2 separate regions of the Homo sapiens genome follow, and region 2 is linked to region 1. A link is a loop called in an ENCODE intact Hi-C map of the cell type or tissue named here. Cell type or tissue: GM12878. All regions are shown on one strand. Links, peaks and the distances in the headings refer to the core of each region. The heading gives the core; the rest is flanking DNA. Region 1 overlaps OSGIN1 (oxidative stress induced growth inhibitor 1). Region 2 overlaps WFDC1 (WAP four-disulfide core domain 1).

Region 1 (12,099 bases), core at 1-8,000:
TCAGGTGAGTGTCCGGGGCCAGGTTCCGGGGCAGGGAATCAGGCACATCCCAGGCACCCGTGGCAAGCCCAGCTGGACCGGAGGGTCTGCAGAGCCCTGGCGCCAGGCGGGGGTCCCGGGTGGTCCTGAGTGGAGGCCCTCGCCTGGGTTCTCTGGAGCCCGGCAGGATTCTCCCCTACACCAGGTTCCTCCCAGATCCTCAGCTGTGTCCCTGTCCAGGTGCCTGGTACCCTCAGCCAAGCAGCTGAAGCGGCCACAGTCCCAGCGTACCCTGGGCCATGTGACCGCCGCTCCTAGCAGGAAAGAGGGGTGTGGCCAGCCCGGGCTTACTGCCCAGCTGTTCCAAGGCCACTGGGTCGGCAGCCAGGCTGGGTGCCTTCTGGGTTTCTGCTTCTCCTGCTCAGGAGGGACAGAGCCCTTGGGTGCCCATGAACAGCCCCCATCCCTGGAGGTCCCAGCGACTTAGCTTCTCTCAGGAGGCTCAAGAGTGCGGCGGGTTGGGAGGGCGGCCCCTGGGAGGCTGGGGAGCTGCAGGAGACCCTGGGCTCCAGGTGTGCGGCACTGGGGCGAGGGCTCGTCTGTGATAAATGGCAAGTGCCGCTTGCGTGGACAGACCACCCCCTCACACTTTAGCGCCCCCAGGGCTTCGTGTCACTTTCTTGGTCTCCCTGTAATCAGCTGTTTTACTGGAGGGGACTTGGCAGAACTAAGATTTGTCACATGGCCGTGGTCTTGGACCCTCCTAGGTGACCTGGGGCAAGACGCCCACTCCTCCTGACCAGCTTTTCTTCCTCTGCACAATGGGGATAAGAACACCCACCTCCTGGGGTGTCTTCAAAGGCAAAGGAGTAAATGGCCACTAGAGGTGCCAAAGAAACGCAGACATACAGGTGTCCCAGAGTCTCAGAGCAGTTTGCAGCTTTAACAACCTCAGAAGTACAAATGCCGCACACTTGAAAGAAACGTCAGTCGAAGGTGCAACTGTTTTCATTTCTTTTATCCTGTTTGCCTTTGTGAAATTTGAAACATCAATTTTTAATGTTAACTTCTTTCCATCAACATCTGCCATCTTCAATTAAAGGGACTTAAAAAGATAACATTAAAAATTGATTCTTCCAACTCCGTAAAACTAAAAAGCACAAAAGGAATTGAAATGAAACTTTTGAACTCTCTTTTGTAAGTTGGCAGCATATTTGTCCGAGGTTATGAGTGACAGCGTCAAGCTGCTTCGGACTTTGGGGCGTCCTGTGTCACTCTGAACGGGAAGTGACTTCTCAGGTCCAGCCCCTGGGTGGTGACCTCATGTATGTGGCATCCAGAAGCTTCTGTTCAAGAGCCTGAGGACAGTCCCAGGAGGGAGCCCTGGACTTGGAGCCCCAAAGCCCTGGTGGTAAACCAGTGTCCTCTGCTGCCTGCAAAGGGTGGGAAGGGGCAGCCAGTTCTGATTCCTCATTGGCCAGCAGGGGCTCCTGCAAATGCCCTTCTTGGGGTGGTGGGAAAATCTGAAAGAACAAAGGAGGGGCAGGGCATGGCCCAGGGTGGGCGCACTGGGGCAGATGGAGCAGGTTGGCTCACTCGTTTGGTGAAGGGGCTGGGGTGCCTGGGGGTGTCAGCCCACGGGGATCAAATATCAGTTCCATCGCCCACCGGCTCTGTAGCCTCAGGGCACGGCTTCACCTCTCCTAGCCTTAGTCTCCTCATCTGCAAAGTGGGTTGCTAGGAGGATCAAAGGAGGTGATGCGGGGAAGCCCTTTACCAGGAGGTCCCATGCTCCCCAGTGGCTGCTGTTCCCGGGGACCATGATGAGGACTGAGGGGCCCAGAGCCATTCGAGGGTATCAGGAGCAAGCCAGAGAAAGCACTCTGAGACCCGTAGTCCTGTTCTCCAAGGCCTCTGGGTATACTCAGCACCCAGAGTCAATGAGAAATGATCCCTTCCCAGCCAGAACACCAGGTCCTCAGCTGTCCCTCTGCCTCCCCGCCTGCCACTAGCGCTGCGACAGAGAAGTGGGGGACCCTGGAACGGACACTGCACGTTCCACCCGGCAGAGGGGTCTCAGCAGGACCTCTCACAGCACTTGGGGCACAGAGAAGGCTCTGGAGCAGGGCGGCCTGGGCTCTGATCCAGCCCAGCCTGCAAGAGCTGGTTCAACCACCTTGCAAACTATAAAGGGCGGTGAGAAACGCTCTGGCCCTCAGAGTACTTACAACAACCCGATTAAATAAGGATTCAATTTGTTAACGTGTATTAAGTGTTGAGATCATGCCTGGCACCCAGCCCACTCCACAGAAGTATGGAAATGTCAGCCACATGCTGTCTTTGTTGTTCTTGTAACTACTACTACTATTATAATTGGTGGCAGCGTCCCCCTGAAATCTCCCCCTCAAGGCAGGCAGCCTGGGGTCTTGTAGGGAGCTGAGCATGAAGAGGCCATGTGGTCCCTGGTGACTGCAGCGTGTCACCTTCCTTCTCTCTGGAAAGGGAGGAGGAGGTCTTCGGTGCTGGGCACACGAGCTTGCCTAGACAGGACACGGAGGCTGTCCCTGGCCCCCACGCCAGTGGAGGCAAGAAAGGCTATGCTCAAGGGAGCAGAGAGCACCGACACAGGGGTCCCTGACAGACCCCTTCCCCGCTAGGCACATCCTCACCCTCGGAGCCTCCTTCTCCTCACCTGCAAGACAGAGGTGACAGGGCTCACCTCTCAAGGCTGCTGAGCGGGCTGGACGCTACTGCTTAGATGCAACCTCCTTGCAAACTGTAGAGTGCTCTGAGAAGGTCAGTTGTTGTCACTGTGGGGGCGACACATAGGTCCTCTCAGTGGCCCATCTGTGTGGCAGTTTCTCATCCCTCTCCTCGGGACCTGCCTGGAGGTGGACGAAGGTGTTTCTGTCACCCTGCACACATCAGAGGCCACACACTGGTCTCAGCTGTGTTTGGTTGGCCTTTTAAGCATCTTCCAAAACTCTGCGTTCATTCATTGCCCACTTCTTCAACTCAGATCATTCACATAGAAATCCAGATTCCCACTTTCTCTGGAAGAATTCTGGAGGCAGGTGGCCCTGGGCCCCCACCCCTGGCCACTCTGGGTGGTCCAAGCCCTGTGCCCGCCCACTTGAGTGTGACACCTGGATGGGCCCTGGATCTCGAGGGACAGGCCGAGTGGTGTGGGTGGTGGCACTGGCAGGGTCTTGGCACCAGTGAGCCCTGGGTTTCAAAGCCAGCTGTGTGACACTGAGAAGTTTGTGCGACCTCTCTGAGCCCCGTTTACACATCTGTGAAATGGGACATTAATATGGCCAGGGCTGCACAGGGTCAGCGTGAGGCGGATATGAGAAAAAGCATGTCAAATACCCGGTACACAGTAAGTGCCAAATGCTCATCATCCCTGTGCCCACAAGGGTGTTGCCTTGTGGTCCTCAGGATGGCAGCATGTGGCCCTCGGGTGAGGCTGGTGTCCGCTGCTAGCTGGTGTGGGGAAGAAGGTAGGTCTGATGCTCCTCTGGGAACCGGCAGCTCTAGGACCAGCACTTGGGTCCCTTTGAGCGATTTGGGCCTGCGGCCAGCAGAGGGCGCGGCTGCCCCAGAGATGGCAGGTTCACCAGCACGTCCCCAAACCTGGCCACTGCTTCCATTTCCCCAAGTCCATCCCAGCTCCTGGGGCAGGCCACAGCGCTGGCCCATTCCCTGTGGCAGATTCACTCCAGGCAGGTGCTTCCCGTCTGTGATCCTACTGTGTCCCTCAACCACCCTAGGAGGTAGGGACTCATTGCTTCCATTTTACAGATGAGGAAACTGAGACCCAGAGAGGCCCGGGAATGGGATAGGAAGCAACGTGCCAGGGCTGGATGACGAGTCCACCAGGCCACACTGGGACTCGAGGACTGTGGCCCACAGAAGGGTCTGGCAGGGCTGGTTCCTGGGTTGGGCAGGAATGGCCTCTCGGGAAGACAGATAATGAGTTTCGGGGACTGTTACTGCCCCAGTGAGATGGGAGAGTAGAGTGAGGCTCGGAGGGACAGTGGCTGCCTGGGGCAACCAGGCCCGAGGAGGGGAGGGCACATTCTGCATGACTGGGGAGGGGTGGGGCAAACAGCCTGTTTGGAGCAGAGGCTGTGTGAGAGCAAGAAGGGAGTCCCGTCAGATATGTCTCATGGGGACCCCGGACCAGACCCTGAGGGCCACAGGAGGCCACCCTAGCTGGGAGGTGAAGTGGCTGTGTGGACACCCAGGCCTCACCCGAATGGACTCTTCCTTCCCCTCTCCCCCACTCCAGGTCCGCTGCCAGCCCCAAGCCCCCCACCAGCCATGAGCTCCTCCAGAAAGGACCACCTCGGCGCCAGCAGCTCAGAGCCCCTCCCGGTCATCATTGTGGGTGAGTGTCAGGCCCCAGCCAGGGAGGGGCTCCGCTGAGCCTTCCGGGTACCCCCCAGGTCTGAGGGCAGGAGCTGGGCAAGTCCAGGCCTGGTGTCTTTTTTCGTTTTTGGGGTTTATTTTTTATTTATTTATTTATTTATTTATTTATTTATTTGAGACAAAGTCTCACTCTGTCGCCCAGGCTGGAGTGCAGTAGTGCAATCTTGGTTCACTGCAACCTCTCCCTCCCGGGCTCAAGCGATTCTCCTGCTTCAGCCTACCAAGTAGCTGGGATTACAGGTGCATGCCACCATGCCCAGCTAACTTTTGTATTTTTAGTAGAGATGGGGTTTCGCCATGTCGGCCAGGCTGGTCTCGAACTCCTGACCTCAAGTGATCTGCCTGCCTCAGCCTCCCAAAGTGCTGGGATTATAGGTGTGAACCACCATGCCTGGCCCAGGCCTGGCCTCTTTACAGTGGTCTTTAAATTAAGCCATTGAGCGTTTACTATGTGGCCAGTGCTAGGCTTAGCAGTTTATAAGCTATCATTCCCTTTCACACTTCCGAGAACCCAGGGGTCTAGAACACACCCATCAGCTGGAGGCGACCCGGCGTGGCGCAGGGAGGCCTGGTCCTGAGCCCACACTGATCCCATGACTACCCTGTGCCCAGCACTGTGCTAGGTGCCCACATGAGAGGACACACAGTAGCGGCTTATGATTCCTGTCCTCTGTCTGCACAAATGGGGACAGATGACCCCCCAGTATGCAGGCGTCCGATTAAGCCACGTGAGATGGTCATTTCTGTAAGGCAAAAGCAGATGGGTGCCTGTGATTTCATATGGTTCTTCCTGGTATCCTGCATATGAGTAATATTCCGAATCAGACGAGATAAGAAGAGGGGAAAGGACAGATAAAAAGAGAAGCGCTATCACAGGGCTGTGCCTGGTGAATCGCCCAGGAAGCGCCACAGATGGCAGCGCAGTTCTTCAGACGTGCAAGCAGCAGACCCAACAGGCGGCTCAGCACCCCTGAGCGCCCACAAGCACCCACCACTCAAGTTCGCCCCCAGGCCACGTAGCAATCTGTGCTACATTCACTCATCCATCTGACCTAGTTCTTAGCAATCTCAGAATCTCAGTCGCGTCGTCAGATATTCCCTCTGTCTGGGTTTTAATCCCGGCTCGTCTACCTTCCGGCCGTGTGACCACAGGCAAGTAACTTAACCTCTCTGTGCCCATTTCCTCAAGTATAAAAGGAGGAAAAGAGTGGCACTTACCTCGCTAAAGCTGTTGTGAGGCTGTTGTGAAAGCTCTCAGTACAATTCCTGGCACAGAGTAAGCTCTCAGCAGTTGTTCATTCCTTCTTTTTAAAAGTATTATTAGGCACAGTGTCTGGCACAGGCTAAGGGCTTAATAAATATTTATTTTTATGAATGAAGGATAAATGAATGAATGCGCCGCATCTAGATCAAAGCCCTCCACAGTAGTGTCCCCCACCTGAAAAGGCCACCCCCTTTAACCTCCACCCTCTCTCCCCAGGTAACGGCCCCTCTGGTATCTGCCTGTCCTACCTGCTCTCCGGCTACACACCCTACACGAAGCCAGATGCCATCCACCCACACCCCCTGCTGCAGAGGAAGCTCACCGAGGCCCCGGGGGTCTCCATCCTGGACCAGGTGGGTCAGCCTGGGGCCAGAGCTCTGGGTAGTACATACCCGCCCTTGGAAAACTACCGCCGCTTTCCCAGGGAAAAACAAAAGTGTGTGTTTGCTGGAAACAAGACTAAACAAAGAATTCGAGAGTCCACAAAGTCAGCCACGGAGATCGTGAAAGAGAAATCAGAGACCCACAAATGCCACACGATCTAGGGCTCACTATGCCCTAGGCCGGTTGTTCTCAAGGAGGGGATGATTTTTCTCCTCGGGGGGCACCTGGCAATGTCTGGAGACAATTTGGGTTGTCATGGCAGGGTGACGGTACTACCAAATCTAGCAGGGTGGAGGCCAGGGATGCTGGCAAACATCCAGCACTGCACAGGACAACGAGGGTGGTGAGACTGAAATATGTGTGGTGGAGCTTCTCAACCTTGGCCCCACTGACATTTGGATGACTTTGTTCTGGCTACAAAGAATGATCTGGCTCAAATGTCAGTGCGGCCAAGGTTGAGAAACTCCACCACAGATATTTCAGTCCCACTACCTCCTGCCCACAAGGGTTTGCAAATCCTCCCTCCGTACCCCTTGTCTTCCACTGTGCTCCTCCACGACCTCCCCTTGTCGACCTCCCTCGTCAGGCAGTGTACATCCTCCTGTTCCCTTCCCGCCCCTGAGTTGGAGATGAGGAAATAGGTCTTGACCATTTGATCTAGATCAGCATTTTTCAAAGTGCTCTCTATAGAATACTAGTTCCTCAGTATAATATAGAGAGAAAAATGTCCCCACTCCAGTAAAACAGGGACACACTGGGTTTGGCAAAATTAAACAGGTAAATGATGGCTGCAGGACTTGTCAGAGCCTTTAATATGCCCGTCTGTGTTATCTGCTGTTAAGAGGCAGCACCTCCCAAGCTGATCTGACCACACTGATATTAGGGTAGGGATGTAGGACCAGGCAATCGCTCCAGTCTCACCCAAGCTTGCGCATTTGGTCTGTACTCTGGGGCCCTTGGCCTCCTAGAAAGACCTCAAAACGAGAGCTTCAAACTACCCCCAGGGTGCGCATCTCTCTGAGACCCTCCAGTGCCAGGGAAATGGCCCGGCCCCAGTCCCCACGTTCCTGCCCAGCCTCAGGCTCTGGGAAGACGACCCCGCCCTCCTCCAGCAGCCCCTCTGACCTATGCCCCCCTCCAGGACCTGGACTACCTGTCCGAAGGCCTCGAAGGCCGATCCCAAAGCCCCGTGGCCCTGCTCTTTGATGCCCTTCTACGCCCAGACACAGACTTTGGGGGAAACATGAAGTCGGTCCTCACCTGGAAGCACCGGAAGGAGCACGCCATCCCCCACGTGGTTCTGGGCCGGAACCTCCCCGGGGGAGCCTGGCACGTGAGTGGGGCAGCGAGGGCATGGCTTGTGGGGGGCTCTCTCCCTCGTTCTCCCCACTTGGGGCTGGGACTCTGGCATCTCCCTTTCCTCATTCTCCACCCCGCAACCCTGCCTCTCCCTCCTCCCTCTACCCAGCCCCAGCAAAGGCCTCCCATGCCCTCTAGCCCCAAATGGGTTCAGGCGAGCAGAGGCCTGGACCAAAGGGTTCCTTTCCCTGCAGTCCATCGAAGGCTCCATGGTGATCCTGAGCCAAGGCCAGTGGATGGGGCTCCCGGACCTGGAGGTCAAGGACTGGATGCAGAAGAAGCGAAGGTGAGGCCGCCCCGGAACGCCTTGGGGGACACGGAAGGTTGGGCCTGTGAACCCAGAAAATCTGAGACAGGTCTCAGTTAATTTAGAAAGTTTATTTTTCCAAGGTTGAGGACGCGCCCGTGACAGCCTCAGGAAGTCCTAATGACATGTGCCCAAGGTGATCCGGCACAGCTTGGTTTTATACATTTTAGGGAGACATGAGACATCAATCAATATTTGTAAGAAGTACATTGGTTCGGTCTGGAAAGCTGGGCCAGCTTGAAGCAAAGGCAGGAAGTGGGGAGGGGGCTTCCAGGTCGCAGGTAGGTGAGAGATAAACAGTTGCATTCTTTTGAGGTTCTGATGAGCCTCTCCAAATGAGGCGATCAGATACGCATCTATCTCAGGGAGCAGAGGGGTGACTTGGAATGGAATGGGAGGCAGGGTGGCCCTCAGCAGTTCTCAGCTTGACTTTTCCCTTTAGCTTAGTGATTTGGGGGATTTCACAGGCCCCCCACAGTGAGCCCGTGAGCCAGAGGTACAGGGGCTTCAGAGTGCATCTGGTCTGTCTTCCTCTTCTTCCAGAGGGGGAAACTGAGGCTCAGATAGGGAAAGGACTTGTCCACCCCACATGAGTGGGGGTGAGCAGCAGAGCTGGGCTCACCCGAGGACCCCCTGTCCCGTGCAAGCAGCAGACCGCCCTGTCACATGGCCCCCAACTGGGCCTCCCCATAGTGCCCCAGCCTCTAAGGAGGGGGTAACACCTGGCCCCTGAGCCCCACGCCCTGCCCCGTGCCTCTGGCACAGGTCCCCCAGTCCTTGTGGTCTCCCTTCAGCCCTTTCCTCTATTCTGAGCCTGGCCTAGAACAATCTTTCTGGGTCAGCTAATAGGGTGACTTTCTTTTTTCTTTTCTTTTTTTTTTTTTTAATGCTTTTGCTACAGGTGAGTTTCATCCTTAACCATGAGCCCCCAAGTTGGGTAAATTAACTCACCTAAGGTCATGCAGGTTATTGGAAATGCAGAAGGAAAACAGCTCACCCCAAACCCACACTTCTCCACGCCCTTTCACTCCTGGGGTATTTTTTCCCCATCTGGCTTCCTGCCCCATCATGGCCACCCTAGAGAAAAGGTTTGTGAACCCTGAATATTTGAGATGGGTCTCAGTTAATTTAGGAAGTTTTGTTTGTTTATTTGTTGTTTGTTTTTAATGAAGTCTCCCTCTGTCGCCCAGGCTGGAGTGCAGTGGCGCGATCTCAGCTCACTGCAAGCTCCGCCTCCCAGGTTCAAGCCATTCTCCTGCCCCAGCCTCCCGAGTAGCTGGGACTACAGGTGCCCACCACCACACCCGGCTAATTATTTTTTGTATTTTTAGTAGAGACGGGGTTTCACCGTGTTAGCCAGGATGGTCTCGATCTCCTGATCTCGTGATCCGCCCACCTCGGCCTCCCAAAGTGCTGGGATTACAGGCGTGAGCCACCACGCCAGGCTAATTTAGGAAGTTTAATTGCCAAGGTTGAAGACGCACAACCATGACACAGCCTCAGGAGGTCCTGATAACATGTACACATGGTGGTCGGGGCACAGCCTGGCTGTATACGTTAGGGAGACTTGAGACATCAATCACTATATGTAAGATGGACATTGGTTCCGTCCAGAGGCGGGACAACTCCAGCAGGGAGGGGTGTTTCCAGGTCTCAGACAGGTGAGAGACAAACGGTTGCATTCTTTCGAGTTTCTTATAAGCCTTTCCAAAGGAGGCAATCAGGTGTGCATTTATCTCAGTGGGCAGAGGGAAGACTTTGAGTAGGACGGGAGGCAGCTTTGCCCTAGGCAGTTCCCTGCTTGACTTTTCCTTTAACTTAGTGATTTGGGGGCCCCAAGATTGATTTGCCTCTCACAGTTTCAATCACTGAATAAAGGAGTTCTAGTCCCTGCTCCTCCTGGGGTGCATCCACTCAATGAGAAGCTGCCCCAGCGCAGATACCTGGGTGCAGTCTGCCTCTCGGGAAGCCCTGCTTCCTCCGCCCCCAGGGCTGTGACCAGGCCTGTGTCCCCAACGGCAGGCACTCCAGGCGTCCCCCTCCAGGCCTCACTATCTCTTTGATGCGAAGACTCTTCTGCATGTTTGGCAGGAAGACTTCCAGGTTTGTGTAGCTACATGTTAGTAGGCAGCCAGAAACTTACATTTCGCTTGTAAGCACAGCCTTTTATAGGCTCATTTTGCATTTTCACATTGTATCCCAAGCGTTTCATGTGGTGAAGTCACAGCGTTCAAAACCATCCTTTTACATGGCCTCACAATATTCCCAAAGGCGAGTGAGCATCCCCAGTCCAGCAAATCTTCACCGAATGCTTATTATGTGCCAGGCCTTGGGCTTAGACGTCAGAGCACAAAACCACCGCAGACACACCCCCTGCCTCATGGCACTGCCAAGGTTACCCAGCCCCTGCCAGCCCTGGAGCATTCATTCTTTCCATTGTGTCATTATTATAAATAACTCTGCACAGAACATGCTCTTGGGACCGTTCTGTGTCACAATCTTTACAAAAACTGAGAAAAGAATGACTGCCCACAGAGATAAATTCCAGGGTCGCAGACGGGCTGCGCTGGGTTGACTGGCACGGCCTTGGGGGTCCATTGTCAGCTCCTGCTACATGTAGCCGGACGGCAGGTGGCACAGGATTCTCCCGTATGGGAGTTCATCTTGAACCATGAGCCCACAAGCTGGGTAGATTAACTCATCTAAGGTCACACAGTGAGATACAGGAAGGTGCTAGAATGATGCAAAGCCTGTCATTCAACCGCCACAAGAATGGGCCTGCAGTCACTGCCCCTGGAAAGAGTGACAATCCAAACAACAACAACAATAATAGAATACCTCCTGCTGCTGCGTGGGCTGGGAACGATGGTGAGTGCGTCACATGGGAGTCTTTAAATCAACTTTAAATCAACTTTTTGACTACATATAGGCTGGGTGCGGTGGCGCAAGCCTGTAATCCCAGCACTTTGGGAGGCCGAGGCTGGTGGATCACTTGAGGTCAAGAGTTCGAAACCATCCTGGCCAACATGGCAAAACCCCATCTCTAATAAAAATACAAAAATTAGCCAGGTATGGCGCTGCATGCCTGTAGTTCCAGCTGCTCAGGAGGCCGAGGTATGAGAATCACCTGAGCCCGGGAGGCAGGGGCTGCAGCGAGCTGAGATCACACCACGGCACTCCAGCCTGGGCAGCAGAGTGAGACTCTGTCTCAAAAAATTAAAATAAAATAAAATAAAATAAAATAAAATAATAAATTGGCTACATATAGAAAAGTACGTAACTCCTGTGAGTACAGGTTGATGAAATTTCTCAAGGTAAGCACAGAGAATGAAGAAGCAGGCCCCCTCCCAGAAGCCCCCATGCCCTTTCTGATCAGGATCCCATTCCCCATCCCCGGAGGTAACCCCTCTCTTGACATCCAGCTCCATAGATGAGTTCTGCCTGTTTCTGAACTCTGTAAAAATGGAATCATACCATATTTAATCATTTGAGGTGACAATCATGGTGGCCTATCCTTACATGGCACTTACTTCCAGTCAGGTTCCATCCTAAGCACTTTGTGTTTGTCAGCTCACCAAATCCTCCCCACGACCTCACGAAATAGGTCCTGCCACCAACATCTTCCTCATTTTGCAAACTGGGGAAACAGACACAGCTCCCTGATGGCAGAGTCAGGATTCGAGCCCAGGCAGCGGGGCTCTGGAGGCTGCCCTCTGAACCCCACCCTACACCACCCTAGAGCATCCTACACCACCCTACACCACCTCTCCTGAGGGAGGCACCCTTGTTAGCTCCATTTTACAGAAGAGGAGACTGAGGCTTAGAGAGGTTGAATTACCTGGCCTAGTCCTACAGCTACAGCCTAGTCCAGCTCCAGGGCCTGACACTGCCCTGGACATCTCCCGTCCCACCCAGCCCCCCAACCCCTAACAGTGTCTGACTCTGGCGTCCTGCATCCTCCCCAACAGAGGTCTTCGCAACAGCCGGGCCACTGCCGGGGACATCGCCCACTACTACAGGGACTACGTGGTCAAGAAGGGTCTGGGGCATAACTTTGTGTCCGGTGCTGTAGTCACAGCCGTGGAGTGGGGGACCCCCGATCCCAGCAGCTGTGGGGCCCAGGACTCCAGCCCCCTCTTCCAGGTGAGCGGCTTCCTGACCAGGAACCAGGCCCAGCAGCCCTTCTCGCTGTGGGCCCGCAACGTGGTCCTCGCCACAGGCACGTTCGACAGCCCGGCCCGGCTGGGCATCCCCGGGGAGGCCCTGCCCTTCATCCACCATGAGCTGTCTGCCCTGGAGGCCGCCACAAGGGTGGGTGCGGTGACCCCGGCCTCAGACCCTGTCCTCATCATTGGCGCGGGGCTGTCAGCGG
Region 2 (16,807 bases), core at 4,656-12,655, 350 kb after region 1:
ATTGGATTCCAGCCTGGGCAAGAAGAGCGCAACTCCATCTCAAAAAACAAAAAACAAAAAGCAAAAAAAAAAAACCAAAAACCCCATTCCAGAACCAAATATTTATGAGAATGAATAAAACAGAAGCAGAACGTTTGTAAATAGTCCAATAACCTTTCCATGGAGCTCAGTCGGTTCTGTGGACTTGGTGTTTTTGGTTTTTCTTTCCTGGCATTAGATGAAACTCCTGAGAACAATGATTTACTGAGCGCTTACACTGTGTCAGGGCAAGAGTTTGCCACGTATTCGCTCTTGGGAGCCTCTCGACAAATCCACCGGGTGGGGCCCATGGCAGCCACCATGCGGGCCTCGGTGCTATGCAGCCCCTGGCCTGGGCAGGCTGGCCCCTACTGTCAGTGTGACTGTGGGTCTGTTTTCCCCTCTAAGCACCCCTCCAGGGCAGCTGGAAATGGTGGTTCAGTTTGCACCCTGCCCAGAGATGCCTGTCCTGCTGAGGGGGGCTGGGAGGGGCTAGAGCAGCCAGGAGCTGGTGCCACTTTCTCTTTCAAATGCATCCTGCCAGACGGGGGGAGGGAGGGGAGCATTGCATTGTCTATCTGGAGGCACCCCCTGTGCTAATAGCAGTAGGGGACTGTAGGAGCCAGCAGTGGCCCACAACTTGCATTCCTCAGTTCCCCATCTCCTTTCCCCCATTATTTCTGTGAGCTCTTGAGAGCCTTCCAAACATCCTTTTATTTTTTGCTGAGATAGCAAGAGTGGGAGAAGCAGATGGCCTGGAGCTGTGCTTTCACCATTCCATGAGTTCTGACCTTCACCTTCATCTTTGTACCGTAAGCATCTGTGTCTGCTGGCCTGAAGGCTTTCTCTGGCTGCAGGAGCCTGCTCAGCCCACACACAGTCAGGCCAAGGTGCCGGGGAGGTAACACCTGTAGGAGCAAATGGAGCTGGAGCCCGATGGCCCAGCTGGCTTCTCAACTTTGGTGGGACACGAGTGAGGAGTGTTCCACACGGTTTCTCCAAGGTCCACTGGGTTTGAGCTCTAGTGCCCAGGCAGCCACCTGCTCATTAACACTCCCTGAAGGGCGCCTTCCCTTTCCTGCCCAGCTTCCCACTCCCCAGCTGGGGCTTCCTGGGATCCCCTCCCAAATGTACTCCCTGCACTCGAATCCTGTCGGATCCATGCTGTGGGTTGAACTGTGTCCCCCCAAAGATATATCCAACCCCTAACTTCTGATCCTTGTGAATGTGACCTTTTTTGGAAACAGGTTCATTACAGGTGTAATTAGTCAAAATAAGATGAAGTCATGCTGGAGGTGGGTGGTTCCTTAATATGAACCCCGTTCCTTATAAGAAAAGGAGAAGGGGCCAGGCATGGTGGCCCACGCCTGTAATTCCAGCACTTTGGGAGGCCGAGGTGGGCGGATCACCCGAGGTCAGGAGTTCGAGACCAGCCTGGCCAACATGCTGAAACCCTGTCTCTACTAAAAATACAAACATTAGTTGGGCATGGTGGTGCATGCCTGTAATCACAGCTACTCAGGAGGCTGAGGCAGTAGAATCACTTGAACCTGGGAGGCGAGGTGGACGTTGCAGTGAGCCAAGATCATGCCATTGCACTCCAGCCTGGGCGACAGAGTGAGACTTCATCTCAAAAAAAAAAAGGAAAAGGAGAAGAGACATAGAATCAGAGACACATGGAGAGAAGGCCATGCAAAGACAGAGGGTTGCAGAGGTCAGAGTGATGTATCTACAAGAGACACATGAGGGACCAGAGAACATGAGGGACTGCCAGCCACCACTGGAAGCTGGGAGAGACATTGAAAGGTTTTCTCCTTAGAGCCTCCACAAAGGAACCAACCCTGCCAGACACCTGGATCTCAGCCTTCTGGCTTCCAGAACTGTGAAAGAATCCACTTGTGTTGTTTTAAGCCCCCAGCGTGTGGCATTTTGTTGCAGCACCCTCGGACACGAATACAGTCTGCTCTGGGCATCAAGGGAGTCAGCTTCTGTTGGTTGCAACCGGCAACGAGACATTTCACAGATAAGGAAACTGAGGCCATTGCAGAGAATGACTTATCTGTGCTGTTTTGGCTGGGGACAAGTGGGGCTATCACTATATCCCCAGAGTCTGGGAGCTTTGTCTGCTCCTTGAACCAGGTGAGCTCACACCCTGCGGGACTTCATCATCAAGACTATGAAGATGCCTACGTCTTGGGGGTCAGCGGGTGCTCAGTAGGCTCCGGAAACCCCCAGCAGCACCCAGGAGGGGGTCTTCAAGGCTCATGGTTGAGAACCCCAGAAAAGCCCCGGAGCTGCCTGGGTGCTGGAGAGAGGGGATATGTCGTACTGATGTGAAGCAAACTTACTGTAGGCTTGGCCACACCCTGGTGTCTAGCCCAGAACCTGGCATGGAGGGGGGACTGGAAGGAATGAAAAGTCCATGAATAGCTGACTTTTGAGGGGGACCTTAGGCAAATCACTTTCTCCTCGCTGGGACTGAGATTCCTCATCTGAGGTCCCAGCCCTGAAATTCCAGGTGGAAATCAACGAGTAAAGAAGCATCCCAGGTCCCTGTGTGGTTATCACTCGGGAGAGGGAGACAGGAAAGCAGGACACCTCTGTGCCAGCACTCACCGCAGCCACAGGGCAGAGGCAGATGGATGCCCATGGGGTGAGCACATCGCACCTGTCCACTCAGGGGACTAGAACTCAGCCATAGAAAGGTACGGAGCCTGGACACACGCCATTGCACAGATGAACCTCGAAGACATGATGCTGAGTGCACAAAGGCCACGGGTGTGTGACACTGTTTGGATGCAACGTCCAGAAGAGGCAAATCCAGCGGGACGGGAAGGAGATTCTTGGTTGCCAGGGGCTGGGGGAGGGAGGAATAGGGGGCAGCTGTCTGATGAGAACAGAGGTTCTGCCTGGGGTGATGGAAAAGCCGCAGAAATAGATCATGGAGGTGGTTGCACACATCGTAAGTCTAATTAATGCCGCCAACTCGCACACTTAAGATGGCTGAAATGGAAAATTGCATGTTATATATATTTTACCACAATAATTTTTCTAAAAAGCAGCGAGAACCTGAGGCACCTCTCGGGAATTCTGCGATGGCACATAGAGTCCTTGTGAGTCCTCTGTGTCCCCAGCACCGAGAGGCAGCCTCTCAGCAAGTGTCCGCTCACGGTGCCCACTCCGGCTCGTGGGTCATCGTAGCTTCACGCCCATCTCCTCCGAGGCCTCTCCCTGAATGCCCCATTATGATTTCCCTTAAATGTTTACATAAGAGCCCAGCTCTTCCTTCTTAGCATTTAGCTCTGTTGTTGTTATTGGCATGATTTGTTTAGGTTTCTCTCTAACTGCTTTTGCAGATGACCACAAAAAGCAATTCGTTCGCCTTATCTGTGTGCTGTTGTGTGTGGTGTCTCTGACTTGTCCTGAAACAGCCACGTGAAGTCAGGGCCAACGTCTTCTGGTTCAACTCGGAACTCCCCATTTCCAGCCCAGCGCCCGAAACCCAGTGGGCCTGGGAATTATGAATTTACTGTTGAATGAATGAATCAATTATGTTAAAACCTTCCGGAACAGAATAGAAGGGATGGAAAGTTCTAGAGGACTCTCGGGTGCACTGACTGACAATGACATTGTTGGGAAGACTTGGTCGACTTTGCCGTCTCGTGAATTTCTTTCTTTCTTTTTTTTTTTTTTTTGGCCTCCCTCTGAGGAAGTCCCATTAACCTTGTGCCAAATTCTGTCCCCAGAGCCCAGTGTTAAGGGCCCCGGGCACCAGGAAATGGCATTCATCTACGCACGCTGAACTCTAAGCCCACTGTTCCGGGGAGCGACATATTTTTAGATGTTTGACGTCCAAATTCCAGAGGAAGAGCAAGTAATGCTTAGAGGAAAACTGGCTTTCTTCCTCCACCACGCAAACCAGTGCTGGGGTGCATTTTTATTGGTCTGGCCGCTAAGCTGCTGGAACTTTCCAAAGAAGGGTAAAAGCTCCTGCATGTGGAAGGAAGGGGGTGGTGAGCACTGAGGGAGGCATGTGGGTAGCTTTGGTGGCAGCTCTGGAGATTGGATTCTTTTTCCCTAAATGGAAGTGGTTTATAAATTCTTCTACTGATTATTAAAAGAATGATGTTTACTGTAAAAAAAAAAAAAAGTCAGGCAACACAGAAAGTTATAAATTAGTAGAAATGATCTGAATTCTTCCTCCAAGATGTAAACTCTGGTGACATTCTGGGGTGTCTGTCTAGATTGTTTCATGAAGCAGTTACACACAGCACACGTGTTTTCTCTTAGTGGTATTTTATTCGTACTGATTCAGATTTCTTTTATTGAAATGAAATTCACATGACAGACAATTCACCCTTTCAAAGGTACAATTCAGTGGTGTTTAGTATACTCAGAGTCATGCAACCGTCCTAACTGCCTAGTTTTGGAACGTTCCCATCAACCCTACAGGAAACCCTGCAGCCATTAGCCGTCAGTCCTCCTTCCCTCTTCCCGCAGCCTCTGGCAACTACCAATCCACTTTCTGTCTTTATGGATCTGCCTGTTGTAGACGTTTCATGGAAATGGAATCATCCAGTATGTGCTATTTGGTGTCTGGCTTATTCACACTGTTTTATATGTTGCATTTTCACTTAATAATCTGTGGGAAGTATGTTAACATGGTGGATCGACATCTTCCTTTCTAAGGCCTGCCTGGTGTTCTCTGTGCCTTCACTTATGTATCCAGCCTCTTTTGGTTGCACATCCAGCTTGTTTGCTTTAATTGAATCTGGACTTGGACTTGCTGAATTGGGGTTCCCACTGCTGCAGCCCAAAATGGGCATTTCCCCACCTGCTTCCTAGGGATATCAGTGGCAGAATGGCTTTGCAAATCTATTTTTGTTCATCTATATGAACAAAAGGTCATATAGTTTCACTCTTGTCACCCAGGCTGGATTGCAGTGGTGCCGTCTGGCTCACTGCAACTTCTGCCTGCGTGGTTCAAATGATTCTCCTGCCTCAGCCTCCTGAATAGCTGGGATTATAGGCACCCGCCACCACGCCTGGCTAGTTTTTGTATTTTTAGTAGAGACGGGTTTCACCATATTGGCCAGGCTGGTCTCGAACTCCTGACCTCAGGTGATCCACCTGCCTTGGCCTCCCAAAGTGCTGGGATTATAGGTGTGAGCCACCGCGCCCGGCCAGGAATCATTTTTATCCAGGTAAGGCATACAGAACCGGAGGGTTCTTGTCTAAGTTGTACCATGAATGTGTGCTCAGTGGCTACTTTGAAATAGACTTACTGTACAATCCCTGAGCAGGAATGAAAATAAAAGCTGGAAATCACGGGTTGCTCTGGGGTTTTCAGGAAGGTGTCGTCCGTCTGGGGTGAGTGTCCTCCTTTCTCAGGGATTTCATGTGGCATTATTTTGTTTTCATCTGAGAGGCAACATAAGCTGGGAGGGAAGGGCTGCAAAGAGGGGGCCAGGACAAATGTGTACCTGGGGGCCCCCATTTTGACTCCACCCTGAGCTGGGGCTGGGCCACAGGAGGGCAGAGGGAACACTTTGGGAGGGGGAGAGAGCCCCTGGACTGAAAGAATGGGAAGAAATTGACAGGCACCATTGGGAAGCAACTCCCAGTTCCAGGCTCCTGGGTCAGGAACGCCCATGGAGTAGGACAGACCCAGGTTCGAGTCCTGCCTCTGACTCTTCTCAGCTGCTTGCTCTTGGGCAAATGCTTTTAGTTTTTTTGTGCCTCAGTTTCCTCATCAGTAAAGTGGGTTTAGAATAGCAGCAGCCCCAGAGGGTGATACTGAAGATTCAGTATGTGAGGACCCAGCACAGCATTGGCACACAGTAAGAGCTTACTAAATGCTGCCTCCCTTGCCATAAGCATGAATCACACAGCCCAGGCTCTAAGCCTGGTGTCTGTGTATGGTGACTGTGTGCCTCCGTTTCCTCACCTATGCAATGGGGACAGCAGTGGTACCTACTGGGGAGGGCTGGAGGCGACTTCAGGTGGTCCTCCGAGGGCAGTGCTCTTGCACATGCTGGGTGGCTGTTTCCGCATGGCCCCTTCTCTTAGGAACTCTGCGAGTTGTTTGCCCTGGTCTTATCCAGAAATGATGAGGTTATATCCAATCCCACTTTTCACTGTTGCTGGTGGGTTTCTCGTACGTGTATCTGCAGCCTCAGCTGGACTGGAGCTCCTTAGGTTTCTTCTGCATCTGCTGAGCATCTAACCTAACGCTATGGAGATGGTGGGCGTTCACTAAATCATCTGGGAGTGAATTGAGGGAGGATACAGCGGAAATGAAGAAAGACTGGAAGATATGAAGAATGAAGTTACTATGGGACGAGAGGCTTCTGAGTCCATTGATTAAAAATAAAAGGAGCCAGGCGTGGTGGCTGACGCTTGTAATCCCAGCACTTTGGGAGGCTGAAGCAGGCAGATCACCTGAGCTCAGGAGTTCAAGACCATCCTGGGCAACAAGGCAAAACCCCATCTCTACTAAAAATACAAAATATTAGCCAGGCGTGGTGGCGGGCACCTGTAGTCCCAGCTACTTGGGAGGCTGAAGCATGAGAACTGGTTGAGTCTGGGAGGCGGAGGTTGCAGTGAGCTGAGATCGTGCCCTTGCACTCCAGCCTGGGTGACAGAGTGAGACCTTTTCTCAAAATAATAATAATAATAATAATAATAATAATAATAATAATAATAAAAGGAATAAAAATCAGGTGAACTATGGATTAGCATTGCCCGTGCTGAGCCGAGCACACGCAGGTGTGGTCTCTTTTGATCTTCACCACAGACATCGGCAGCAGGTATTACTTTTGTGTCCATTTTGCAGATGACGCTCAGATACGTTAGTGATTTTCCTGTATGATCGCACAGCCATGGGGTTCAAACCCAGACGCGTCAGACTCCTACACCTGAGCCCTTAATCCCTGTGCAAAGCAGCCTTTGATGTATAAGAGATCATGAGCTTCGGTCCCTTCCATCTTGGGATATGGCTCCTAAGTTCTTGCCCCAAAGGATGTGGAGGTTCAGCTGTGAAAAAGAGTTAGGAAGCGTTCCGAGTAGAAGGAACAGTGTGCGGAAGCCTCCAAGGCCAGGAGGAGCAGCGAATCCTCAGAAACTGAGGATGGCCGAGTCCAGCTTTACATTTTGAAAGCATCCTTCCTCATCTCTGGAGTGTGGGATATCAAGACCCACTCCCCTAATTCACATCCGCATTAAGTGAGCATAGGAGTGTGATGATGCTTGCCCATAGCACAGCCTTACACAAACAAAAGGGCTGCCCCCACACCTGTGCAGGACCCCTGCTCTGCAGAACCCACTGCACAGGGCCCATGTGCAGATCAGCGAGTTAATGCATGTTAAGCACTTAGAAGGGTGCCCAGCAAACTGCCAGGGTGTGTTGACCACCATCATCCTCATCTTCATCATCATCATCATCATCACAGCTTTTGTTCCACCCGAAGAATATTTACTGAGTACTTGCTATGTGCCAGGCACTGTTCTACGAGCCAGGGACACAGGTAAGAACAAAACCAAGTTCCTGTCCCTAGGAGGGAGAAAAACAGCAAACAAATGAGTTCATAATACACAGTCCACCCAAGGGTGATGAGGTGTGTGAAGCTCCACAAAGCAGGGAGAGGGGGAAGGGAAGGCTGTATGAGCAGATCCCAGGTAGGTGAGAGCCGGGCAGATATGGTGGGTGGGCGGGGAAAGAGCCAGTGCAAAGGCCCAGAGGTGGGACTGGGTGGCTGGAGAGAATGAGTAAGGAGGGGAGTGCTGGAAGAGAGGTCAGAGACGTGGAGGGGGTCAGGGGAGTCAATTCCAGTCCGACCTCTAGGCCAAGAACCTTGGCTGTTAACTCCTTTAACCCATGGGGCCAGGGATAAATTGGAGGGTAAGCTGTTCATGTCTCTGAGTAAAAGCTATTTCCCAGAACTCCAGAAAACGCCCTGTGTTTAGAACCCTCTTTGAGTGTCACCTTGCGTGACATGAAATATTTTTCAAAACATGTAATCCTTTAATCTGGGCCTCTCAGTGAAATCAGTGCTTTATCACTCACGACCATCTGTTGTTTCAGTCACGCAGTAAATAACTCGGGAGATGTGGCTTCTAAGGCGCTTATCTCTTTGTTCTCTCCAAATTCTGAGAAATGACATTTGAATTTTCCTCTGAGACGGCGGCACAGCTCAAATTGATCTCTGCGTACCCTCCCATCTGGGACTGCCATTAAGGAAGTCCCAGGACTGGGAGGCATTTGTGGTGGGTGAAAAGTGTTTTGCTTCTGATCACCAGGTTCCATTAAATTTCATAAATGAGGCTTCATCGAAAAATAAGCTGGGCGGAAAAATAAGCCGCCCCCTCCCGACGACGTACGGTGTATTCTTAACCACCCTCCGAAGGAGGCTGGGGCGCCTGTCATGTTAGATTAGGATTAAAAATTGCGGACCCCAACATGGGTCCAATGTAGTTAATTCTGCAGCAAGTGAACTGAGAGCTAATGGCGTGGGATTATGCACCTGCTGCGGCTGGAAAGTTATTGGTGGTGGTTACAGGGGTGAGGGAGATTGGGCGGAGAAAGGGGTGATAAAAGGTGATAAAAGGTCCACGCTCTGGTCTCCCCTCTGTCTTTGGGGAAAACCATTCACCTCCTTAAGGCCTCGTCTCCATATCCACCAAATGCCAGCTTAGTGGTCATTTTCACTTTTCGTGAATTTAACAGCCAATGTTTACAAGAGTAAAAAGAAGGGTTCTCTGGGTGAAGCAGGGATGGGGGCCAGGGGCCCCCCTCCCAGGCTTTCCTGCCGCACCACCCCCCGCTCCTGCTTGGCCATTCCTGCTCTCTGCCCCTCATGCCCTCAGTCTCAGGCCCTGAGGCTCCCTGGGGGCAGCTGAAAACCTCTGGCCTTGGTGATTCCACCAATTCCCAGGGGCACCCGGCCCGGACCTGTTCCCAGGGACCTGGTGCCCCCTGCAGGGCACTGGTGACACCGTGTGCAATTTGCAGCTACCCAGATAGGCACGCAGGAAGGACTGCGCTCGGTCCCAGCCAGGCAGGGACAGACACAGCCTCTGCTCTCAGTGTGGGGTGGCGAGGGCCTAAAAATGAAGAATCATACTAGAAACATCCCGACGAGTCTGGGGAAAGCTGCCCTCAGAAGGCTGTTTAAGCTGAGGACTAAAGGGTGATTTGGCCAATTGAAGCTGATGGGAGGCCTTCCAGGCAGAGGACCAGCACGTGCCAATGATGATCGGTGGCACTGTGCTAGATGCCAGCCTGAGTGTAGATGCCCGCCTGGGTGTACACTCCATCCTGAGTGTAGACACCAGCCTGGGTGTAGACGCCATCCTTGGTGTAGATGCCATCCTGAGTGTAGATGCCAGCCTGGGTGTAGACGCCATCCTGAGTGTAGATGCCAGCCTGGGTGTAGACGCCATGCTGAGTGTAGACGCCAGCCTGGGTGTAGATGCCATCCTCAGTGTAGATGCCAGCCTGGGTGTAGATGCCAGCCTGGGTGTAGACGCCAGCCTGGGCATAGATGCCATCCTGGGTGTAGACACCAGCCTGGGCATAGATGCCATCCTGGGTGTAGACACCATCCTGGGTGCAGACTCAGGATACCCCAGGAGGGAAGTTCTGTAGGGAGAAACTGATGCTTGCCCAAGGTCACACAGCAAGTGAGTGGCAGAGAGGATTTAAGCCCTAGAGCCGGGATTTGAACCAAGGCCGTTAGCTGTGGAGCCCGCTCTGGTTGCCCGTCTGCTCTGCCGGATGAGACAAGCTCAGCTGGAGGAAACGGTTTGAAGAGATGAATGTGCTTGGAGGGCGAGGGGAGGAGGGAGGGCAGTTTGCTGGCATGTAAGGACAAGGAGGGTCGGGGCGATGAGATGAGGCCAATGTATCCTATATCTAAGTTATTAAATCGAAAAAGTAACATGTACCTGGTTGGCGCAGGGCTCGGAGGTCGAGTGGGGAGCTGGGACTTTGTCCCGAGGGTGCTGGGAAGCCTCTGGGGCCTTGGAGCACAGAGGTGACCAAATCCACAGGTGCCTTTCATAAAGCCTCTTTGGGCTGCAGTTTGGAGAATGGATGGATTTGGAGGCATCGAGGCCAGGGACGAGGCCACTGTGGAGGCACTGATGGGGACTTGGGCCTGGGGTGGGGTTCATTTATAGAATGTGCCTGGCAGAGGGACAGATATCAAGTTTCCAGGGGCCGCCGTAACAAATGACCACAAACTGGGGTGGGAGGGGTGGTTAAGCCAACAGAAATGAATTGTCTCATGGTTCTGGGGCCAGAAGTTCAGCATCAGCTTCACTGGACTGAGATCAAGGGGTCAGCAGAGCCGCGCCCCCCCAACTCCAGAGGTTCCTTCCTTGCCAATCCCTGTTCCGGTGGCTGCTGGCAATCATGGTCACTCCTTGGTCTGTAGACGCCATCTCTGCCTCCCTCTTCACATGACTTTCTTGTGTGCATGTGTGTGTGCGTGCGTGTGTACATGTGTGTGTGGGGGGGGCGTGCTTGTGTGTGTGTGTGTGTGTGATCTCCCTCTGCTCCCCTCTTCTCAGACACTTGTGACTGGATTTAGGGCCCACTGGAAAATGCAGAATCATCTCCCCATGTCAAGATCCTTAACCTAATTGCGTCTGCAAAGACCCTTTTTCCTTTGCATTTAGGATTCCAGGGAGTAGGGCCTGGTGTCTTTGGGGACCTTTATTCAGCCAACTGTATGTGCAGGAGGAGACACAGGAGGCTCGAGGCCCTCCCTTGAAGGGGTCGCTCACTGGTTAAATGCGATGGCGGATTTCTATTAAGACACCGAGAAAGAGTGACAAGGGAGGGTGGGTGTGGGACATAGAAGCGGGGGTGGTGTGGCCCTAACCCTGGCCTGGGAGGGCTGGTGTCACCGAAGCACATCCCAGCCTTGAGCGCTGATTTGAGTCTCGGGGAATGGTCCCTCTGGAAGACCTGAAGGAACGGGCATTCGGCAGAGGATCAGCACGGGCAAAGGCCTGGAGGTGACGGCGCCCACACTGTCATCAAAGCAGCTTCAGTAGCTTTGTGAGGTTCTGTGAGTCAAGTCTAGATTAAGCCAGGACTTGGATGATGTGCCCTCGCTCTGCATGGAGACTGCCTTTAAATTGAAGAAGAATGTGTACATGGTAAAAAGACATTGAACCACTGCAGAAGGGTGTACAATAGAAAGAAATCTCTCTCAGCTTTACACCCTATTCTTCTCTCCAAAGGCACCTTTCCTAATGGTTTCTTGTGTGATCTTGTGTATCCTTCCAAAAACGTTCTCAGCCTATGCAAATAGATATATATATGTTACATCTGTGTGCATTTTTTTAAAAACACAGATGGGGCAGAGCCTACACGCTGTTCCGAACCGTGGTTTTCTTCATGAGCCGCCATATCCTGGCGATCTTTCATATGTGGCACATTGAGTCTTATTTCATTTTTTGCCAACACCTTAAAGGCAGGTTTTCATGGCTGTCTACTATTCCAATTTGCAGATATGCCCTATGTACTGGGCCAGCACAAGGGGGCCAGATTTTGAATATGTTGGGGGAGGACTTGTGGGGAGGTAAGTAGGTGAAGCATTTTAGATTAAAGGAACAGTTTAGGCAGAGGCCAGGAGGCAGCGCAAGCCAGGGTGGTTTTTTTCCAATTAATCTATCCTGTATCTAACTCTGTGTGTGTGTGCAAATGAGCACAAACTGCTCACCACGCACCCCATTTTCATAGAAGCAGAAGAGTGTTACTGGGCCTGGATGGAGTCTGGTGTCAGGGGACCCAGGGCAGTTTGCCTGGTGGCTTAAACTTTCTCGGTCTTACCTTTAAAATATTGATCTTATTGGTCACTCACCCATATTCCTATATGTTAAGTACAGTACTATATCTTTTTTTTTTTTGGAGATGGAGTCTCACTCTGTCACCCAGCCTGGAGTGCAATGGCTCGATCTTGGCTCACTGCAAGCTCCGACTCCCAGGTCCACACCATTCTCCTACAGGTGCTCGCCACCACGCCCGGCTAATTTTTTTTCTTTTTTTTGTATTTTTAGTAGAGACGGGGTTTCACCGTGTTAGCCAGGATGGTCTCGATCTCCTGACCTCATGATCCACCTACCTTGGCCTCCCAAAGTGCTGGGATTACAGGTGTGAGCCACTGCGCCTGGACTTTTTTTTTTTTTTTTTTTTTAACAGGGTCTCACTCTATTGCCCAGGCTGGAGGGGAGTAGTGCGATCACAGCTCACTGCAGCCTTGACCTCCTGGGATCAAACCATCCTCCCGCCTCAGCCTCCCAAGTACCTGGGACTACAGGAGAGAATGAGCATGCCTGACTGCTTTTTTTTTTTTTTTTTTTTTAGTGGAGAAGGGGTTTCGCTATGTTGGCCAGCCTGGTCTCAAAACTTCTGAGCTCAAGTGATTCACCCACCTTGACTTCTGGAAATGCTGGGATTATACGCTTGTGTGCCACAGCACCTGGCCCCTATATCTTATTTTTGAACTTTTTATTAAAACATAATACTTCGGGCCAGGCGCGGTGGCTCACACCTGTAATCCCAGCACTTTGGGAGGCTGAGGCAGGCGGATCACCTGAGGTAGGGAGGTCCAGACCAGCCTGGCCAACATGTAGAAACCCTGTCTCTACTAAAAATACAAAATTAGCCGGGTGTGGTGGCACATGCCTCTAATCCCAGCTACTCGGGAGGCTGAGGCAGGAGAATCGCTTGAACCCAGGAGGTGGAGGTTGTGGTGAGCTGAGATCGCGCCACTGCATTCCAGCCTGGGCAACAAGAGCGAAACTCCGTCTCAAAAACAAAACAAAACAAACAAACAAAAAATACTTCAAAGCGTATAAATCCTACGTGTTCAGCTCCATGAATTCCCACAAAATAAACACACCATGTAACCAGCCCCCAGACCAAGAAACAGAACAGAGCCAGTCCCAAGACCACGTGTTCCCAGCCAGTCACTGCCCACCAGATTCCTGACTTCTCATGCCAGACATCAGCTTGGCCTGTTTTTGAGCTGCAAATATAAGTGGAATCCCACTGTGGTGTTCTCTTTTGATCTGGCTTTTTTCCTTTCTTTATTTTCTGAGATGTAGCGATGTTGTTGCATGGATTTAATGATTCTGTGTATAATTTGTAAATTCTCAAAGCTCTATATAAACATGGATTCTAAGAAATCCACACATATGTACATATACATATGTACATATAGACATATGTGTGTACGTATATGTATACATGCAGACATATATGTATATACACATATATACCACATATATTATGTATTATGTATCATCTCTCTCTCACACCGGGTAGATACTTAAGTAATTGTCCTTCAGCAAACACACCAAGATTTGCTTATCCTTTTGCTCTGGGCTTTCAGTTATTTCGTGCCGACTGTTATAAAAAGATACATGGTATCTTCTGACCTTCTGAGCCGCCCTCCGAGGCTGGCTCTGCCTGCTTGCTGTTTCTCACAAGAGGAAACGCAGGCTCAGAGAGGCCCGGCGCACTGCCCACCCCCTTGCAAGCTCCGGGTGGCGCCGGGACTCGAACGCGCGCCCCAGAGCTGCTGACACCGCCCTCTCCCCGCAGGCCGAGGAGGCGGGCGCGCCCGGCGGCCCCCGGCAGCCCCGAGCAGACCGCTGCCCGCCGCCTCCGCGGACGCTGCCCCCCGGCGCCTGCCAGGCCGCGCGCTGTCAGGCGGACTCCGAGTGCCCGCGGCACCGGCGCTGCTGCTACAACGGATGCGCCTACGCCTGCCTAGAAGCTGTGCCGCCCCCGCCAGGTAGGTCCTGGGCCCGAGGGAGGGGGCTGAGGGAGGAGGACAGGTGAACAGAGCTGTCCCGGGGGAGGGGAAGAAAGGAGCTGGGCTTAAAGCTGGGCCACCTGGGCGGGTCTCGGGCGCCTCCACTGCGCACCTGTGAACTGGGACGGGCGCTCCTTGAGCAGGCGTGGCGCTGCTGTGCAGCTGCTGTGTGTCCCACTGCCCCTGGGGACTTGCGTTGTAGGAGATGCCCTTCCAGAGAAAATGCCACTTCCTATGAAAATGGGATGGGGGCAGGGACCCTAGATGCCTCCAGGGAGCCACAGTCCAGCAGACACCCATTCCCGGGAAAATGCCCGCTGATAGGATGCGGGTGCAGTGGGATTTCTCATTTAAAAGATCAAGATTCGAGGCTTTTCTTTAAAATACCGGACCATGTTCCCTGGGCTGCCACCAGCTGGAACCTCAGGTGCCCCTGGATGAGGAGGTGTCCTCTAGCTTCCCACTCACCCCATCAACCCACCAGGCCCGCCACACTTCTCATGCCTGGCCCTGGGGTATTTGAGGTGGAGACCAGGAGCTTAGCAATCCAGATGGGGCGTGCCCCAGAGAGGAGCGGGTGCGTGGCTTCAGATCCACCGGCCAGCTGTCACTTTCTTGAGTCTCCTCTCCTGTGAAATGGGTGGATCACCTGAGGTCAGGAGTTCAAGACCAGTCTGGGCAACATGCTGAAACCCCGTCTCTACTAAAAATACAAAAATTAGCCAGGCGTGGTGGCAGGAGCCTCAAATCCCAGCTACTTGGGAGACTGAGGCAGGAGAATCACTTGAACCCAGGAGGTGGAGCTTGCAGTGAGCCAAGGTTGTGCCATTGCACTCCAGCGTGGGTGACAAAGTGAGACTCTGTCTCAAAAAAAAAAAGAAAGAAAAAGAAAAGAAAAGACAACGTGCAGCTCACGGTGGACCTGCCACTCCAAAGTGCTCAGCACTGCGCGGGGCTGGGAGCAGATAATGAGATGTGTGTTGAATCACGATGCCAACCTCTCGGGGAGAAACAATGTTCAGGGATTCATCATTGGCAGGACGGAGTTTCAGATCCCTTTTGAAGAGAAGGTTTGGGAAGGGAAGGAGGTGACCCCGTCGGGGACAGTAAGTGGGGAGTAGGGTAGACAAGTAGCTATTTCCTGGGGAAAATGTGCCCTTGGGTGGGGAAAATGTGCCCCTAAGCGGGTAGGATTTGCGGCAAGGAAGTCTTCTCCACCCTCGGCTCTGCTCAGGGTGATAACAACAGCTGTTTGGACTGTACCTTCCACGAGAGGCTGTGGGTTCCCATGGGCCTTAATTAGGGAAGGCGGCTCGAGAAGGTGGCCCAGCCCCTCCTCCCAAGGCTGAGAGGAGAGTCAGAGATGGCAAGGATGACCTCACTTTGTTTTCTTTGGGGTGAGGTCACAGCGATGACAGGGGACTCAGCACACTTAATCATGCTCATAATTACAGTCTTATAATGCTCATCAAGACAGACAGGGACTATTTCAGTACTGCCTCTGGGCAGGAACTGGCCGCTGCTCCAGGCCAGGCAGCCTCCTACTCAGCCTTCATAAGAAAACCTAAATGTTGCCCCTCATGGTGGACAAGCACATAAAGGCACTCCCCTCTGGGTGGACTTATCAAAAATGGTGCCCCTTCCTCTGGAATGTGACCTGACATAGGGATTCTAGCCTTGCCTCCTGCCTATAGCAGGTGCTTTTGAGCAGTGCACAGATGATACAACTGTACATGGCATTCCCAATAGCCTTTTCATACATCATCTCGTTTCACGCTCACACAGCTTGATGAGATGACTGTTATCAGCCCTGTGTCACAACTGAAGCTCAGAGAAGCTGAATCATTTGCCCAAGGTCACACAGCAGGCAGACCTGCAGTTTCCATCCAGTTGTCTGACTGTAGAGAAGTGTTCATTGCCTTAGGCCGTGAGTGTGGGAATGTGGAGCCCCTGCCCTGGCACCTGTACCCACGTGTGGGGTCCTTCATTGCCAGGAATATCCTCCCCCAGACATCCCATGGCTCACTTCCTTGCCTCCTTTAGACCTATTTCCAAAGGCCACTTTTCAGGAAAGATTTCCCTCTCTCAATGACAGCCCCTCCTTGGCCATTTTTAAACCCTCCATCCCTGTTTAATTTTTCTCTGTAGCGTAATCTGGAAGACTGTGTTTTACTTGTTTGTTCATTGACTGTTCTCTCCCCACTTGAAGGTCAGCCCCACAGGGCAGGGAGTTTGTCTTTCATTCACTGCTGTAACCCCAGCATCTAAAACGGTCTCTGGGCATATAATACTCAATAAATATTCACTCATTCATTCATTCACTAGCCAGCAGGAAGAGCAATCATACTACTAGTGAGTAATAACAACAATGCTGTCTAACACCAGATTTCACAATCTTGGCATATTGACATTTGGGATTGGTTGATTCTACTTGCTGGGCAGGGGGGCGCTCTCCCGTGCACTGTAGGATGGTCAGCGGCTTCCTTGGCCCTTCCCCACCAGATGCCAGTAGCAACCTCTACCCCAAGTTGTGACAACCAAAAATGTCTCTAATCTTTCCTAAATGCTCTCTGGGGAACAAAATCGCTCTGCATTGAGAAACACTGGTCTAACTCAGGCCCTGTTCCAGGCACCTTACTTCTTCATTGCCATCTGGATTTGGGTCTGTCCAAAGCAGACCCAGAGACAAGGACTTGGGCCCAGGTTGTTTATTTGGGAGGTGATCCCAGGTAGTTCCAGTGAGGTCATGAAGAGCTGAGACCCCAGGGCCACCAGGCCTTTAAGGGTCTTCAACTAGAGTAATGGGGAGCCCGGACCAAGTTTCACTACTCCAAACATTTGCTTATTTCCCTGCTGCTCAGAAGCCTTTGATCAAGGCAAAAGAGAATACAAACAGCACATATTACTACGTTTCCCACCTGAAAATGTTTCCTAACACGTGGTCTGATGTGGTGGTG

What was found. Hi-C counts contacts between places; a loop is a spot of excess contacts. Peaks named below come from ENCODE experiments on the same cell type or tissue, not always from the same donor. Only the 100,000 strongest peaks of a DNase experiment are listed, where the experiment ranks them.
Region 2: it touches region 1 in a loop (3-fold over the local background); 3 of 110 quality-filtered maps call a loop at or near these places.

What each region holds. Positions count from the first base shown.
Region 1 is chr16:83,953,367-83,965,465 of GRCh38, forward strand. OSGIN1 (oxidative stress induced growth inhibitor 1) reads left to right here. Exons shown (of 6, transcript NM_182981.3): 1 at 1-4; 2 at 4,274-4,372; 3 at 5,894-6,030; 4 at 7,203-7,394; 5 at 7,615-7,706; 6 at 11,696-12,099. The coding sequence starts at 4,306. It also overlaps a transcript of NECAB2 not described here. Among named protein-coding and RNA genes, the nearest start is that of OSGIN1, 6.2 kb to the left of the region's middle. RefSeq lists a silencer at 149-198 and an enhancer at 687-1,456. In GM12878, for the core only: CTCF peaks have their summits at 834 and 3,560 (motif pointing right); a DNase peak (open chromatin) is centred at 3,615; H3K4me3 peaks cover 96 bases.
Region 2 is chr16:84,299,325-84,316,131 of GRCh38, forward strand. WFDC1 (WAP four-disulfide core domain 1) reads left to right here. Exons shown (of 7, transcript NM_021197.4): 2 at 13,637-13,829. Among named protein-coding and RNA genes, the nearest start is that of WFDC1, 13 kb to the left of the region's middle. RefSeq lists an enhancer at 7,228-8,427 and a silencer at 15,127-15,285. In GM12878, for the core only: a CTCF peak has its summit at 9,000 (motif pointing left); no DNase peak of the experiment used is centred there.